Linked DNA regions of Homo sapiens: region 2 is linked to region 1. Evidence: read pairs that join two places in POLR2A ChIA-PET (ENCODE). Cell type or tissue: A673. All regions are shown on one strand.

Region 1 (8,000 bases):
TCCATCACTATCCTCTTGGGTACTATCAGATTTGGGTTTGAATCATCCTCACTAATCTGCTCAGTCAAACTGCAGTGTGAGTCCTGGCAAATCCTTAGCACAGACATCGTTGGGGCAAATCCTCAGGTTGCACTGCTGTCTCTGCTATTTTTGATGGATGAAATGACCACTTTCCAGGGAATGAGACATCTGGGATGAACACCAGCTGCCCTGGAGTGTTTGCAGGTGATCCAGGAGGAATATTTGCCCATCTCCAAAACCACAGAGTGAGGGTCTGGTGGAAATGCATGCTTAGCCTCCAGCCACATCTGTGGGAGGAAAGCACAAAGTGTGTCTCAAAAATGACAATGAGGCTGCCTGGGTCAGCAAACCCATCAGTGAGATGCTGTCCAGCGATCAGGTATTCTGGTATTTGATACCCTTGTTTCTCCTTGTGATCAAAGAAAGGTAACTAGGCTGTGTTTAGATGCCCGCGCCCCACCCCACCCCCCCACCCCACTGCCATGCTTAAGCTGTCTGGCTAAATGGCCAATGCCCACCCCACAAACAAGGGACATTACAGAACAATGGAGCGTCTGCCTAGGAAAAATCTGCATCAGGACTCCTTTGTGATGTAGCTGTTTTACTCTAGTTCATTTTCCCTGTGCTGTATGCTTCTCATCCAGGGCTCAGCCACCTGGCAAATACCAGTTAAGCTTCATGGAATTCTGTCCTACAAGAGTACACAGAAGCTCTCAAATACATTTGAGACACTGCAGAAAAGGAATTTTCGCAGTATTCAGAAGAAATAATGGCAGGGGTTTTCTCCAAGTTCTTACCTTGTGTTCCAGGACATCATCTAGGAGGACAAGATGGATTTTCCTAGAATCCCAAAACAACGTAACACAATATGCTAGGAAAACCAGGATTCCACTCCTGGCTCCAATATTGACTAGCTGAGCAACCTTAGCTAAATGTTTTAACTCTCTAAGCCCTTACAAAATAAGGATAGTAACATTTACCTTGCCTACTTCCTAATCCAACAGCCTGCTGTAAAGATGAAATGAAAAATTCTATGGACAAATTCCATGGACAAGAGGTTTTTTTTTTTCTTAACTTTGAAACACAAAGTAAATATTAGTGAATATTAGTAGACTGCATGTCTTGTTATGCTACACCAAATTAGAATAACTCAAAAAAATATAAAATGTGAGAACCAAGTCAGAAAAAACCATCCCCCAGACCTCATGGCTCTGAAAGTAGTTGCTATCAATACCCAATGAAATAAATACTCACAGGATCGTTGACATTTATTGTTGAAAGGGAGCTGGGGAAGTCTTTAGTTGAAACAGTATAACATAGATGTGGAGAGTGTGGATTTTGTAGTAAGACTACGTAAGTTTGAATCTGGCTCTGCTACTAACTGCCTTGAGCAAATTACCTAATCTTACTTAAATCTCCACTCTTTGCCTTTAAAATTGCAATGATGATTGCACATACCTCATGGGGTTATTTTGGAGATGGACCAAGGTAATGAGTATAAAGTACTTAAATGCTGTCGTTAGTGCTTTTAAAATGCTCAATAAATGATAGATATCATTGTTTCATGGGGCTAATTGTTTTATGATGTGCAGAGAAAAGAAGTGGTTTATACAAAAAGAAAAAAAACTGAACTCAGATCTAATTCTTTCTTTAGGAGTCCATGTAGAATTTCATGTTTTCCATATGATTTAGAAAACATAGAATAACATTGGCTGAGTTTCTAGATATCCCCACTTATCATTGGGAGTGTTCATAACTTCTGTGCCCCAGTTCAAGTCCAGTGCTGAAAAAAATTAAAATTCAGTAAAATTTTTAAAAAGAAAAAACAGACTAAGGCAGATTGATGAGAGGGGGGCAGCTCACAGTAGCATTATGGACCTTCCCTGGCATCAAAGAGGTCATTTTCTGATGCCAATTTTATACCAGTTTTAAACAGAATTGAAATGCCATGAGATACCTTATCTTGAATTTGATCTGTTGCAAAGGTGTCTCCATAGATTAATTACTGGGTTTTCTTATGCGTGTCTTGGCATTGTCCCTGTCAGTTCAGCTACAGTGGTTACAGAAACATTCCTATGAGGCTATGTCATATCTCCAAAGACATCAGGTTCCTTCCCACCCCTGGCATCATGAATCTTATTCCACTCAGGAATAAGTGTCTCTGCTCTGCTTCATCCCAGATATAATCTAACAGAGACTCTTCCCTTTGGCCAGAATTGTTTGGGAAGTAAGCAGGGAAAAGGGCCTGTGTTCTGATGAGGCCAGAGCTAAGCCAGAAAGCTGAAGGAGAAAAAATCCTGTATCTGATTCCTGTAGCCAACATGGTTTTCCCTCTCTTCTCCATCTGCCAAAAAACACTTTTCTTCACTGAACAGAAGAAACATTCTCTCTTTCTATTATTCTCCAACAGCCCTGTAAGTCCAGAGCCAGCATCCTCTCACTGGATTTTAAGGCATCAATACACTGGGAATCCAGTGGGTCTGACTTTAATACTGGCCAAGAGCTGGGCTTTATTACCACAATACTGTGTCACCTATGATGTGTCTTTTGGCATGAGTTCCTGAAGAAGGGCACACTCATGTTAAAATCTGTACTCCTCCCAACAGGGATATTCCTCTCTGATGAGCCATAGCACTTAGTTTCTGCATCACGTGTTGGGCAACATTATTTCCTAATCCATCCATTCTATTGCTCTGTCACCCTGTTATTTCACTCTTCTGTAATTTGTCTTCTGCTTATCTCACTTCATCAACTAGATTTCACATTCCTTGAAAGCAAATCATGTAATGCTGTTGTCTTTTTATCTGTATTAAAGGTTTTGGTGGTGATGTTTAGCCAGAGCGCCTGGCATTTCTTCCTCTCCTGTATCAGTCACACAAATACAAAAGAAAAATAAAACAAGGCCAGGTGTGGTGGCTCATGCCTGTAATCTCAGTGCTTTGGGAGACCAAGGCAGGAGGATTGCTTAAAGCCAGGAGTTCAAGATCAGCAATGAATGATTAGCTCAAGAAAGTTGGGGAATTATGTTAATCACATAATACCCACTCCACAGGAAGAAAGAAGTAATACTTCTTCCTTCCTGGTTGAGAAAAAGAAACTTTTATAAAACTGTTTTCTCTTCTCCAGTTTTCTTCCAACTCTAACCTTTCCCATCACCAAGACAACCTTTATAACAAAAGGGATAAAAAGAGAGGCTTCCTATGTTTGTACCACTGAAGAGCTTTGTCTCAGCATGGAGGTATTCCATTGCTTACAACATCCCAAAATAGTCCTTAGCTAGAATCCTCAGCAACCAATCGGCTTTGAAAGAGTCACATTGCCTAAGTTATATATAGATAGATAGATACAGATATTGATATATATAGATTCTATATATATACATATAGAGAGAGAAAGAAAGATGCAGAAAATGGCAAAGCGATTGTAAAACAATTAATTGGTATATCAGAAGAAAAGAAAAGAAAGATACTATGCAAAAAATATGGCCCCTCACACCCATTCTCTCTTGAAAGCAATGATGTTGGATCCCTCCCTGAGAGTTCTACTTGAACAGGAAATTTTCACACAGTTAATATTAGACCTCTAGGGCATCCAGTCTATTCATGCACTTCAACGTTTCAAACCATGCCTCTCCTCTGATCCTTTGAAAGTAGCTGCCTGGAGTGCTGTACTGGGGATTCTCATAAAAAGATCAGGTTCACTATGACAGCGCTGTGATAGATTAGCAATGTCTGCTATGGACAAAGTAGAGGACAGTATCCGCATGGATGCCAGGGGTTTGTTAGCCCTAAAATACACGTTCCAAACTGGAAATATCAATAAAGTAGCATGGAAAACCTGAGGAGGGGCATTAAAAAATATTTTCAAAGGTAACTGTATTTTTAGCTAGGCCTGAAAGAGGGACAAAATTTCAGTGTGTGGATTAGAGGGGCAACCTGACAGCTGAAATTGAATAGCATAAATAAAAGCACAGAGGCAGAGAAATTGGGGCTTTTGCAACTTTAAGAAATAAATCATGGACTATTGTGGGTGGTGGGTTCAAGAGATGATGGTGACCCAGGGTCCAGTCCAATGATGTCCGGTAGAAATACAATGTGATCCACATGAATAATTTTTTTATTATTTTGAGACAGTGTCTTGCTTTGTCACCCAGGCTGGAGTGTGGTGGCACAATCTCTGCTCACTACAACCTCTGCCTCCCAGGCTCAAGCGATCCTCCCACCTCAGTATTTTTTGTAGAGACAGGGTTTTGCCATGTACTTCAGACTGGTCTTGAACTCCTAGGCTCAAGCAATCCACCCACCTCAGCCTCCCAAAGTGCTGGGATTACAGATATGAGCCACCGAGCCAGCCAACATGTACAATTTTAAATTTTCCAGTTGCCACATTAAAAAAATAAAACTTTTTAAATTAATTTCTTTTCTTTCAAAAACATTCCACTGTGGACAAATCATTAGAGAACTCACAGCAAAATTCAAAATTCTTTAGATTAATGAACGTGATGTAGCGGCTGAATTATGGCAGCTTGCATGACACAGACAAGGGGAACCATAAACTATGTGATAACAACAGTATCATAAAATGAAAAGAAATAAAAGAATATCCCCAGTGCTCTGGTTCTGATCAGACTAGCCGATAAGAGGAGAGAAGATAAAAAGGGGAAAGGAAGGCTATCAATGCTGTAAGCTTGCTAATAAAGAACATCAACAACTGCCTGCTTGGCCTCTTCTATGAAGAAGAAATATGGGATTCATTGTTTTTTCAGGAAGAATCTGAGTTATTCCTTGCAAGTTAATAACCTTGGGGAGGTTTTATAGTTGCATAGCTGGATTAAATCTTTATTATCTTTTTTAGGGTCCACCTTTTTTTTTGAAGAAGCAGATCTTTTTACATTGTGATGGCGATCTTTACAATGAGGATTATTATTCTTTCCTAGTTTCTTCTCCCAAGGCTTCTCCCCATTATCATTTCCTGTACAAAAATGCACCAGATTTGAACTCTCAGGAGGAAGCCTGCTAAGATTATCAGGGAGTTAGAATGCTACAAATGAGTGGTATGACACTCTGGAAAAAGCACAAGCTTCAGAGTTAGTCCAAATTGAATCCAAACCCTGGTCCTGGTTCTGTTAGTTATTAGCTGGGAAAACATGGCCAGTTTTCTAAACCTCGCCTAGTCTCAGTTTCGTGATCTCTAAAGTGGTTAGAATAATGTCTGTCTTTTAGAATTTTTTTGAGCATAAAATGAAATAACTTATGTAAAACCCTTACACAGGATGACACCAAAGATGCTCAGAAATGAATAGTTCATTATTGCAATCAATACATACTGGTCAGGTGCCTACTATATTCTAGACAATATTCTAGGGGTTGCTGAAACAGCAATAAAAAAAAAGAGAAAGGCTCACTGATGTTATTGTTTTGTAATATCCACGATAGTGATTGCCATTAGTATAAATTCCCAATATTACCTAAAAGATAATATGGCAGTTATCACATGCCTGACCTAAAAATGAGATAAAATGTCTGAAGCTAGATGTTTTTCTTAGAAGTTCTCCAGTCCTGCTTCTTTATTTTGATTATGGGAGAATTTAGCTCCAGGAAATAAAAATCACACTGAAGTCTGGAGATACAAAAATGAGTAAGACCTAGTGCTGTCTCCAACTAGCTGATGATTTTAACAGAGGCTACAGACACATAACAAGACACCAGCAGGTGTTTATCAGTGTGATATCAGACTTTCACCGAAGGCAGCCATTGGTTATGATGAAATGTGAAAATGCACATAAAGTGCTCAGCTCAGAGATTTCCCTTCAAGCTCTGAATCTGTGGTGCAGAACGACTTTTCCAAGTATTTTTGAAAGTCTCATGCAATGTGAAATCCCCTGATTCTATATCAAGGGCTTCTACCATGCCATCCATCTTGTGAAAACTGAGAAAGCTGTATTAGACAGGCAGGAGAAAAGGCATGCAAAGATTCAAATTCAGTGGTAAAATCTCTCAGGATTGATGGGTAACAACAGAGGTTCAATCATATCCATGTAGAGAAAAAAAAACAATAAACGCTGATTAGCAGACATGCTCAAGGATGGCATGGGGAGTTCAATATATTTGAACCTTCTGGTCAGCTGATTGCCAAAGAGAATTACTTTTTATTTCAATGTTTTTTTCTCTCCAATTTTTTTTTCTTTTTCAACTAGCAGAAATATAGTTAAGATTTTTCTCTATATTGAATCACAATAAATAATAACTCTTACTTTGTTATATTGTAAATTCATTCTTGCATTCATTTACTCATTCATTCATTGAGGATCCACTATAAGCCACTGTGGAGCTGTGAAACTGACCTACACAGATTTTTTTTACAGTCCTTGCATTCACAAAGTTTATGGTAGAAAGGGAATATGGACAAGTAAAGGAGCAATCACAGTATAGCAGGACATACATTATGACAAGAGAAGTAGAGGGTTCATGGGAACACATAGGAATGTCACTCAACCCAGGGTTTAGGGAGCAGGGAAAGTTTCTGAGAAGTGATAGCCGAACATGGACCAAGAGTGCTCAATGCAGAAGAAATAGCATGTGCAGAGACATGGAATTGAAAGAGAACAAGGAATTTCTGAAGAACTAAAATATTCAATTTGTTTGGAGTGTTAGATACAAGGAGACAAATGGCAAGAGATGAGTCCTGAAAGGTAAGCAGAGGAAGATCATGAAGCCATTAGCACATTTAGATTTGGTCCTAAAAAGACTTGGATGATGTAGAAGGAAATGATGAAGATAATGATGAAAAAATAATAGGCTGTGGGGTAGCCATTTGTTATTATGGGGAAAAGAGCTAGTGGTAGAGGAGTCTGCAGTAATATGAGTATTTACTATTGAGCATCTATAATAAGCCAGACTCTATGATAAGCAATTTCTTAGTTAACACTCACAATCTAACATGAATAAGTGTATAACCACTCTGCTGCCATGTCAAGAATGGTTTAGAGGAAGACAAAATTAGAAGGAAAACCAATCAGGAGGCTACCCTAGAATCAAAGTACAAACTCATGGTGGTTTAGACTAGACTAGAGTAATACTGGTAGAGATGAAAGACATTTGAAAAATATTCATGTCTAAGATTCAGGATCCTGGGTACCCTATGGATGTTACTGTAAACATCAATTCTTACTATTTATAATGCAATCTAGAAATTTTGGGTTATTGGATTGTATCTGTATTGAACCCAGATCACACTCTTTATATGTCCTGGTTGATCAAACCTTTATAAGGAATATCATAAATTGTTGCTTTTTTTACAACAGTCAAGTTCAGAAACAAAAAGCATTCTGTCTTTTCAGAGCTCTAGTAGTCAGGGTTATAAATATTGCACATTTTGTCATTAATAGAGAGTGAATAGGAAGAATTACAAGGTCCCATAGAGACCCACACACTGTGATGAGATTGACCGAAATCTTTTCTTAGGAATTCCAGCAAATGTTTAGCCCCCAGAGCATTGCTATAAAGAGGGATATTAGTTCATTTACTAACGAACTCACGGTGCAGAATGGGCTGTATGGGATAGGGTGCAATTATAATGCATCTTTAGTCTTTCTCATATCCCCAGTTAAGCACACTCTGTGAATCCCTTTATCCTCAGCCCAGTTGACTGTCAGGCAGGCCCATGACTTCCTGGTCCCTTCAGGTCAAGAATAGTCTCACTTCAGTAATCAAAATACCTCATCCAATGTAATAATCAAAACTCAAAACCCATGCAATGTAAGATTTCTCCCTCCCCTGCTCCCGAGGCATTCCTCAGTCTTGGAGCCTGCAGTAGGGACAGGGATGTGTCCATCAGCTGTGTCCCACACCATCTACTCCTCCCCACACAGCATGATTCTAGAAATGGCCTCAAAGCTCTTCATCCTTGGGCTCAGAGGAATAAAGGATGAGGGTAAAAAGGTAGAGTTGGCACAGTCTCTGTGGCAGTGACCATTGTAA
Region 2 (8,000 bases), 75 kb after region 1:
GCCATCTTGTGGTTTCCAGCTGAAAATGGCTGAGGCAGAAATAATATCCACCCCCATTAAAACAGGCTTCTCTAAGTGTTTGACCTTTGCATTTTCAGCTGAGAATTCAGCTGGTAGGGAAGAGACAAGGCCTATTTCCAGATGGACACAAGACACAGTAGTAACTGGGTAATCGGGTTTACCCTCCTGAGCTCCCATTGTCCCCTCTTGTTCGATTCATTGAGTTCTCTCCCCACTCTGCTCGTCTTGTTATTAATAGTAGCTGCTGTATGACTCCAGCTGAATCAGCCTCTGCCATTCCTGAATCTCAGCTGACAGCCATTTAAGTGTGGCTCAGCAATCTAAATCACAGGTTCTATTCCCTTTCTGATTCTCCAAGTTTCAGAGCCCACGCCCAACCATTAGGAACCAAATCTTATCCTGGAAAAGAACAGAAACTCAGAAACTCTAACAGTGATCACTCCAGCAGTTCACCTGCCTGATCTTCAACATTTTTTACTTGTTTATTAATCATGTAGGAGTTATGATTAGTGTAAATATCAAGGAGTCTGACAATCCATCGATACCTTTAGGGAAAGAATTTTCGAAATGAATCAAAGACATATCAGTAAACTTATGTATCTGCAAAAAACAATCTCCCCCAAATTTGCATTAGTTTACTTTCTAGATTCCAATAGCATATGCTCACTTATAATCAGTCAGTGAAAAACTTGACCACGTACAATGTACCAAGCATTGGGCCATGTGTTTTGGATAAGTAATAAAACAGACCTGGCCCCAGCAAACATGTTGCTGGCCATCTAAGAGGGAGGACATATTTCATTTTTAAAAATCTATCATGGATATCAGTTTTTACCAAGGAGGAGAAGTACAAAGTACAATTGTGGAATCCCTTTGTGAGATCTTCTCACCTTTCCCATGAGGCAGCAGGGTGGTATTACACAAAGAGCATGGGTCTCAGATCTAGGTTTGTATTCCAACCCTCACACTCATCAGCTGGTAATGTGGACAGGTCAGTTTAACTCTTGGAGCCTCAGTTTTCTTATAACCAGAATCAATACATATTTCTCTACTTTATGAGAATAGCAAGAGGATTAAATGTGGTATTGCATGAAAAGATGTTCAAGTTCCTGGCACAGAATAAATGGTAGCAACTTTCCCTCTCATTTCAACCAGGATGCTTCTGATAAGTCACTTAGTAACTTCTTCACAACTTCACCTTAGAGCTGGTGTGTGGTACTTAAAGACTGAAGAGTGAATTTATTATCCCCCCCCCAAAAAATCTGATTACTCTATTTTTTAAGGGTTATCCCCATTTATTAATGACCCTACTGCATGACAGGGCCTGGCCAGGTCCTCTATATCTATGCTATTTCTAATTCTCGAAACTTTAAATACTACATTTCAAAGCTAAACACACATACAATTAATATCTGGAAAGTCTCATTATCTGCAGTGGGAGATGAAGTCTCCTTCTTTCTCCTAGTATGAATGACAGCTTTGGTGTTTCCTAATTAAGAAGTTAAATTCAAAATGTCTTTTATCCTCATCCCTAGAGGCAAGCTGGCACTTAATGTAAAATGAAACATTTGGGATGACCATTTGAAGGCACAGTAGGAGATTTAAAAGAATATGTATATCTGTTTGCTTGAATCTGCTTGCTAGCAGCTCTGGTCAAACTCATGCTAATTCTCTCATGCTCACTCTCAGCTCTTCTGAATCGGCCAGGAAAGATCTTTTTTTCCATATTTCCTCCACCTTGGGAGGCACTGCTTCCTGCTGATGCCTTTATAAACTGGAGTCTAACTTTGGAGTTTACAGAGAAGGCTAGGAAATGTTCATTTCTAAAAGAATTTTAAGAAACATGAAAAAACCCACACACTGTAGCAGGATCAATATTCACTTATACTGCACTCCGAAGTACAAAAATAAATAGCCTTTTTATTCTTCTGTAATTGATCTGGTCTTCTTCACAGGCTTTCACCCAGTTGATGGCAACAGAAATAGATATTTGTCTGACCTAGTAATTTAGACTTCCTGGGCATCATCACATCTCTGCTTGAATGACCTGGGTAAATGCTCAGGGTTTTAGAGACTGAGCTCCCTTCCCTTGCTCCTCCTACGATGCATCTTGGATATGGGAGAAAGGATGTGGCTCATGCAACCTTGAGGAGGCAGAAGGGAGGGAGCCGGCTGGAGTCCTAGAGAGGTAGGTTGGTATCTGCTGCAGAGGGCCTAGGCTGGGCTGGCCCCTGGAGACTACTGAGGCATGACCTTGTGCCCTGGGCATTCTGCTGGGGCCTCTCTGTAAAGTCTATGGCTGTTATACCTCAGGATGCCAGACTCAGCTCTTGCTTGCAGGGTGGACACACCCAAGGCCTGGCCAGGAAGCCCTGCCCTGCTGTCCTCAGCAATGTGGCTCCTTTGTCCATGAAAGCAACCCCTTCCTGCCATATTCCCCAGTCAGGGTCTACAGAATTCAGCAGCTAGCCCTAGGGCATGAGGAACATTCAGTCATTTGAAAGTTAAGAGAGATTCAGGAAAGCCAAACCCAGGTTCTCCTCAGCCTAACCAGGCTATGCTGACAAGCGTCCTTTAATGAAGCTGCCCACAGAATGCTACAGGGGCAACCTGTGAAACAAATCCACTCCTAGAATAACAAGCACGCTGGTGGTACACACACACACATGCATGCACTTCCCATCTTCTGGGTTCAGGCCCAGGAAAAAAAAAATCAAAACCTGTGTGTTCACCCCTTCCTCATTCCCTGCGCCCCCTCTTTTGACAATGCCATGTAAGAATAGGTAGACTTGAGTTTTTGCTTCTTCTGACAATTGTTCTCCTTTGGGGCATTAAATCCTGTGCCCTGCCTGCTGTCAGGCAAGGGGAGTAGCCTCTACACTTGGAAAATCTTAACGCTTTAATCACCTGCGGCCTACTTCTTGATCTGGTAAAAACAAACAAACAAAAAGCCAGGGGAAGGAGTAAAAGGAGTTTAAAGCATCTAAAATTTTGTTTTACTGCAGAACCAAAAAATACTACTTTAAATATCAAAATTGGAATACTAACTTTTTGTATCCCTCTTGTAACCATTCTAAGAGGTAGGAGGATGCTCCAGTAAACTACAGAGATTATGTGTAGGTAAGTGCAAAAGAAAAAGAAATCTCAAAAATACCATCCTATTGTACTCTATCACGGCTCGTCAGTTCAATTCTCCAGATCCTTACTGAGTATCCACTACATCTTCACCATTAGAGTACTACAGGCAGCACAGAGGATACGACATGGTTTGTGGCTTCGAGGAACCTCAATCTAACAGGAAGAAGGACTCTACTCTTGGATAATAAAGGGCAAGATCAGACTTGCACAAATGAGCGGCGAAGGCAATAAATGCTAGAGCTGGTAGTTCAAAAGGCACTCTGCAGACTTCTCATTCCTCTTCCTCCTCTGCTATTGTGAAGTTCTTTATTTTTATTTTTTAATCTCCCTGCTGCTTAAAGGGAAAGCACTGAAGCAAAGAGAAAGCAAGCCACCACTGCACGCCCATGGCTGCAGACAGCCCTTTTTCCAGGATCCAACAATTCCCTGAGGTATAAGCAGAGTGGATGAGGACACCTACAGGGTCTCAATTTTGCATATGCAATTTGTGCCCATAATTATTTTGATTGCTTCACGGGTCACATAAGGCTTTTCGAAGCAAACATCCACTAATTAAATATTATTATGCAAAATGTCTTGTTCTGTGCAGGCTTCTATATGTGAAGTACATGCTACCAAAAAATCTTATATCAAATCAAACATGTCTGCACTGGTTTCATTAAGACCCTTTAAGAGAGTGGTAGATGTAATTTAAGAAAGTCTATTTTGAGGCCGAAGTGGGCAGATCACGAGGTCAGGAGATCGAGACCATCCTGGCTAACACGGTGAAACCTCGTCTCTACTAAAAATACAAAAAAATTAGCTGGGCGCGGTGGCAGGTGCCTGTAGTCCCAGCTACTCGGGAGGCTGAGGCAGGAGAATGGCATGAACCCAGGAGGTGCAGCTTGCAGTGAACCCAGATAGCACCACTGCAGTCCGGACTGGGTGAAAGAGCGAGACTCCATCTCAAAAAAAAAAAAAAAGAAAAGAAAAGAAAGTCCATTTTGTATGTGTGCCACATTTTCTTTATCCAGTCTATCACTGATGGGCATTGGGTTGGTTCCAAGTCTTTGTAGCCATAAAAAAGAATGAGTTCATGTCCTTTGCAGGGGCATGGATGAAGCTGGAAGCCATCATTCTCAGCAAACTAAAACAGGAGCAGAAAACCAAACACCGCATGTTCTCACTCATAAGTGGGAGTTGAACAATGAGAACACATGGACACACGGAGGGGAACATCACACACCGGGGCCTGTCGGGGGGTGGGGGGCAAGGGGAGGGAGAGCATTAGGACAAATACCTAATGCATGCGATGCTTAAAACCTAGGTGGGTTGATGGGTGCAGCAAACCACCATGGCACATGTATACACATGTAACAAACCTGCATGTTCTACACATGTATCCCAGAACTTAAAGTAAAATAAAAAAATTAAAAAATAATTTAAAAAAAGAAAGAGTCCACTTACATAGAGACTTAGAGGATGCAGAACTAAATGTTTCCAATGTTATTCTGGATTGTGTGTTTTTCTTTGCTTTTAAAAAAAGATTAGCATCAACATTTAATAAGCCAAATAGAGCACGAAGTGTAACATCCAGAAGTCAAAATTTCCTATACTTAGTTTTCTGTAGGTATCTCATTTGAGAATCACTCAGATTTCTGCCAAAAGGAAAACACAAGAAGAGAGTCCAGGAGAACTGCTTGTGGACAGGGTCAGGCAGACAGATGGACAGACAGGAGGAAAGAGAGAAAGTCACCTGTCACTGACACGTTTTTCCGCCTCTGAAATCAGATCACAGATTCTCATTGTTTTCTTTAGTCTCCTGCTCCACGGCCTTCCTCAGTGAATGGATCTACATCTGCTCCATCAGACTGGCCTGAAAAGCCATGGCCTCCATGTGGGCCTTCCCTCTAGACCTGCACGATTAACTCACATGCTAAATCGTATTTCTCTCTTGTACAAACCTTCAGTACTTAATAGCATAGAGACAAAGATAATTCTCTTTCTCCTTGAAGGTTGGATCATTCGAGGCTATAAAACAAAATGATAGTAGATTAACAGGAGAAAAGGTATGCAAATTTATTATGTGTGCATGCACATGGAAGCCACATGAAATAGAAGACCCGAAGAAGGACTGACGACTGAAATTTTTATAACTGTACAAAAAACTAGAGGCTAGGGCTCCTGGGGGAAGGTGGTGACAGATTCTGGGGGGATAAGGGGAGGAAGCCATGGATAAGCACAACCTGTCTTATTATGCTGAATTATCTCAGGGAGCAGCCCTCAGAAAGAAGAGATGGGAGCTTGTGATTAAGTTCCTCTGCCAGACCTTCAAAAGTGACTGACCTTCAGTCTCCTTTGCCTGTGAGATCATCTTTCCTAGACCTAGAATAGGGGACCTCAGAGAAAACCTCTGCCAGCATCCCCTGTTTGCTTTACCAATGTGGATAGATGCAAATTTCCTCTATAAGATGATAGCTTTTCAGTGCTATTTCTGTGTCTGCAGTTTTTCTGAATAACCGGCTCAAAATATGCCAAAGAAGTGTATCTGGGGGCGGCATAGTCTGGTTTCCAACAGCATCTCCAGCCTGCCTTTCTGATTCTCGCTCTGTAATCCTCAACACACAGCCTCAGTGATTCTTCAAGCTCTCCACGGCCTTTAGTCACCTTCTGTTTCTCAAATTTCTTGAAAAGATCAGAGACGGATTTGTCCATGGAGTGCAAGTCTGTACCAAGTTGATATTTTTCTTTCAAAAGGCCCTCCAGGTATTGCCGGCCTCAGCTCTATCGAGCTCCTTCTGTTCCTGAGCCTCCCCAGTCATCTGGATTATGATCCCTTCAAACCCAACCGTGATTTTCCCCATCTCCAGACTTTTCACTGGGAGCCCCTCCTACTTGCTTTTCTATTCCAGGCTCTCCCTTTACGAGGCTTTAACCACAGCATCGGGTCCTCCTGGGTGTCCTGCAGACTTGTCCTTGTCGGGGCATCACAATGAGCAGAGATGAGCTCATGGCCCTCAACAGGTCAGGAATGGTCCCCCACAGGAACAATTAGGGCTAAGACATCAAATTCCACTGGCTTTGCTTTAGACAGACTTCCAGAGCAAGGCTGTGTGCATCACAAATGCTGTTAGTCTCATTAGCCATAGGACTCAGTTTCTTAGGGCTGTCTTCTAAGAAAGGGTCAAATTTAAGGGAGAAAAACTCTTTTCTCAGGACAGACTTCTTCAACAGAAAAGTTACAAAGTACTACAAATAATTTACCTCATTCCCTGTGCCTAGAATATCTGCTCAATCTCTGCAGCTCTCCTCTTTGAGGCCCGTGGCAGGCTCTGGGCCCTGCTGGGATCACGGAGATGCTGACACTATGCATGGAAGGGCAAATACAAATCAGACAAAAAAAAAAAAAAAAAAAAAAAAAAAAAGCCAATTCTTTTTGTTGCAAAGAAAAAGGAAAGAGACCTTCCCCCTTGCCCTCTTCTTTGGGCATTTACCTTAGAAAACTAGTAAGTGTAAGCTCTTACTCTGCTACTTTGAAATGTATATAAATATTTTTAAAAGCTAAAGAAGGCTCTTACCAATTTTACAACCCAGGAATGTTTCCACAAGAACCTGGGAACCATCTCTTTGAAATATAATCATTAAGGAAGTTAAGGCTCCTATCTCTCAGTTTCCTGGGCAGGGTAGGAACCTAACTTCAATTGATGCCTGGATCCAAATTGCAAGTCTCCCTCCTATCATAAAGAGGTGGGAATTTCGTTTTTCCCTTGGATAAAGGCTATTATCAAATGCGGATGATCACCCCGAAATTCCAGGTGATTTTAGAACGAACTGCCTATAACAAATGGTGCCGGCAAGTCCTCTTGAGGATCAGTTTTGTTTATCTTGAAAACATGTATGTAATGGGTTGCATCTGCCTGGCTTTGTAAAAGCATGAGACTTCTTTCTGTCTTTGCCAAAATCACTTAATGGATTGCCTGGGATGTGTATCCCATTCTGGTTCAATGCTTATTCAATAATAACACTTTTTTCTCCTATGTTTGTTAGAGAAGTTTACTCGATTGGCAAGAGGTTTTTCTTCCTTTGTGCTTTGCAAGTGTGTTCCAGATTTTACATATTGCATGCTTATTACATATGTGATTTTAAGATATTTTACATTATGCCATAGAATTAAAATAATTAAATGTATCTGAATGTTTAGTTGCCTTAGGTTAAAATAAAACCAAATAGAAATTAAATATCAGGAAGAATAGAATAATTCTACAATATCCTGGATAACCTCTAACATTAACTATTATAGGCCTGATTTCTCCATCTGAGAAATGAGGATTACATAACTCATATTAATCAATTACAGGCTTTTGGAAGCTGTTTAACATCTTCTCAATGTATCTCAAAGTACAGTAAACATCTGGCTTAAGCACAGTTCTCCAGGCCCTCCTGACTTTCATAAAACTTTCTCTGATGAAGAGAGACTTCTCTTGAAACCATGACCCTTCTGTTAAGAAAGGGAGAAACCAACAAGTTCAGTGATTTTCAAGAAGTCAGGATACAAATAGTAAAGAAAGGGGTCTCTTTGACATTAGTATAAATCTACCACCCTACCTCACCCCGATGATCTATTTTAAAAAATTCTGTCGCAAAATATTCAGAGATTTCCTCATTGAAAGTGTTTTTCATTGTTTTAATGGCACAACATACTTTAAACCCTAGAAATAAACAAACAGTTTCCATACATTTACTTACACTTGAAGAATTTCTTGGTGTCATGGCAAACCCCTATCAACTACAATGGGGATGGTACTAGTTTCAAGAGGCCAAAGAAGTGACCTGGAGCCAGCAAATGAGACGTAGGGTTTGTT

The links. Peaks named below come from ENCODE experiments on the same cell type or tissue, not always from the same donor. Only the 100,000 strongest peaks of a DNase experiment are listed, where the experiment ranks them.
Region 2: POLR2A ChIA-PET joins it to region 1 with 12 read pairs; 2 of 35 experiments call an interaction of 5 or more read pairs at or near these places.

The regions. Positions count from the first base shown.
Region 1 is chr11:36,769,462-36,777,461 of GRCh38, reverse strand. All of the region lies in intron 3 of LOC107984326 (a long non-coding RNA gene), which reads right to left. Among named protein-coding and RNA genes, the nearest start is that of RAG2, 180 kb to the right of the region's middle. In A673, no CTCF peak of the experiment used is centred here; no DNase peak of the experiment used is centred here.
Region 2 is chr11:36,694,809-36,702,808 of GRCh38, reverse strand. It overlaps the pseudogene LOC100422241. Among named protein-coding and RNA genes, the nearest start is that of RAG2, 100 kb to the right of the region's middle. In A673, a CTCF peak has its summit at 5 (motif pointing left); a DNase peak (open chromatin) is centred at 3,358.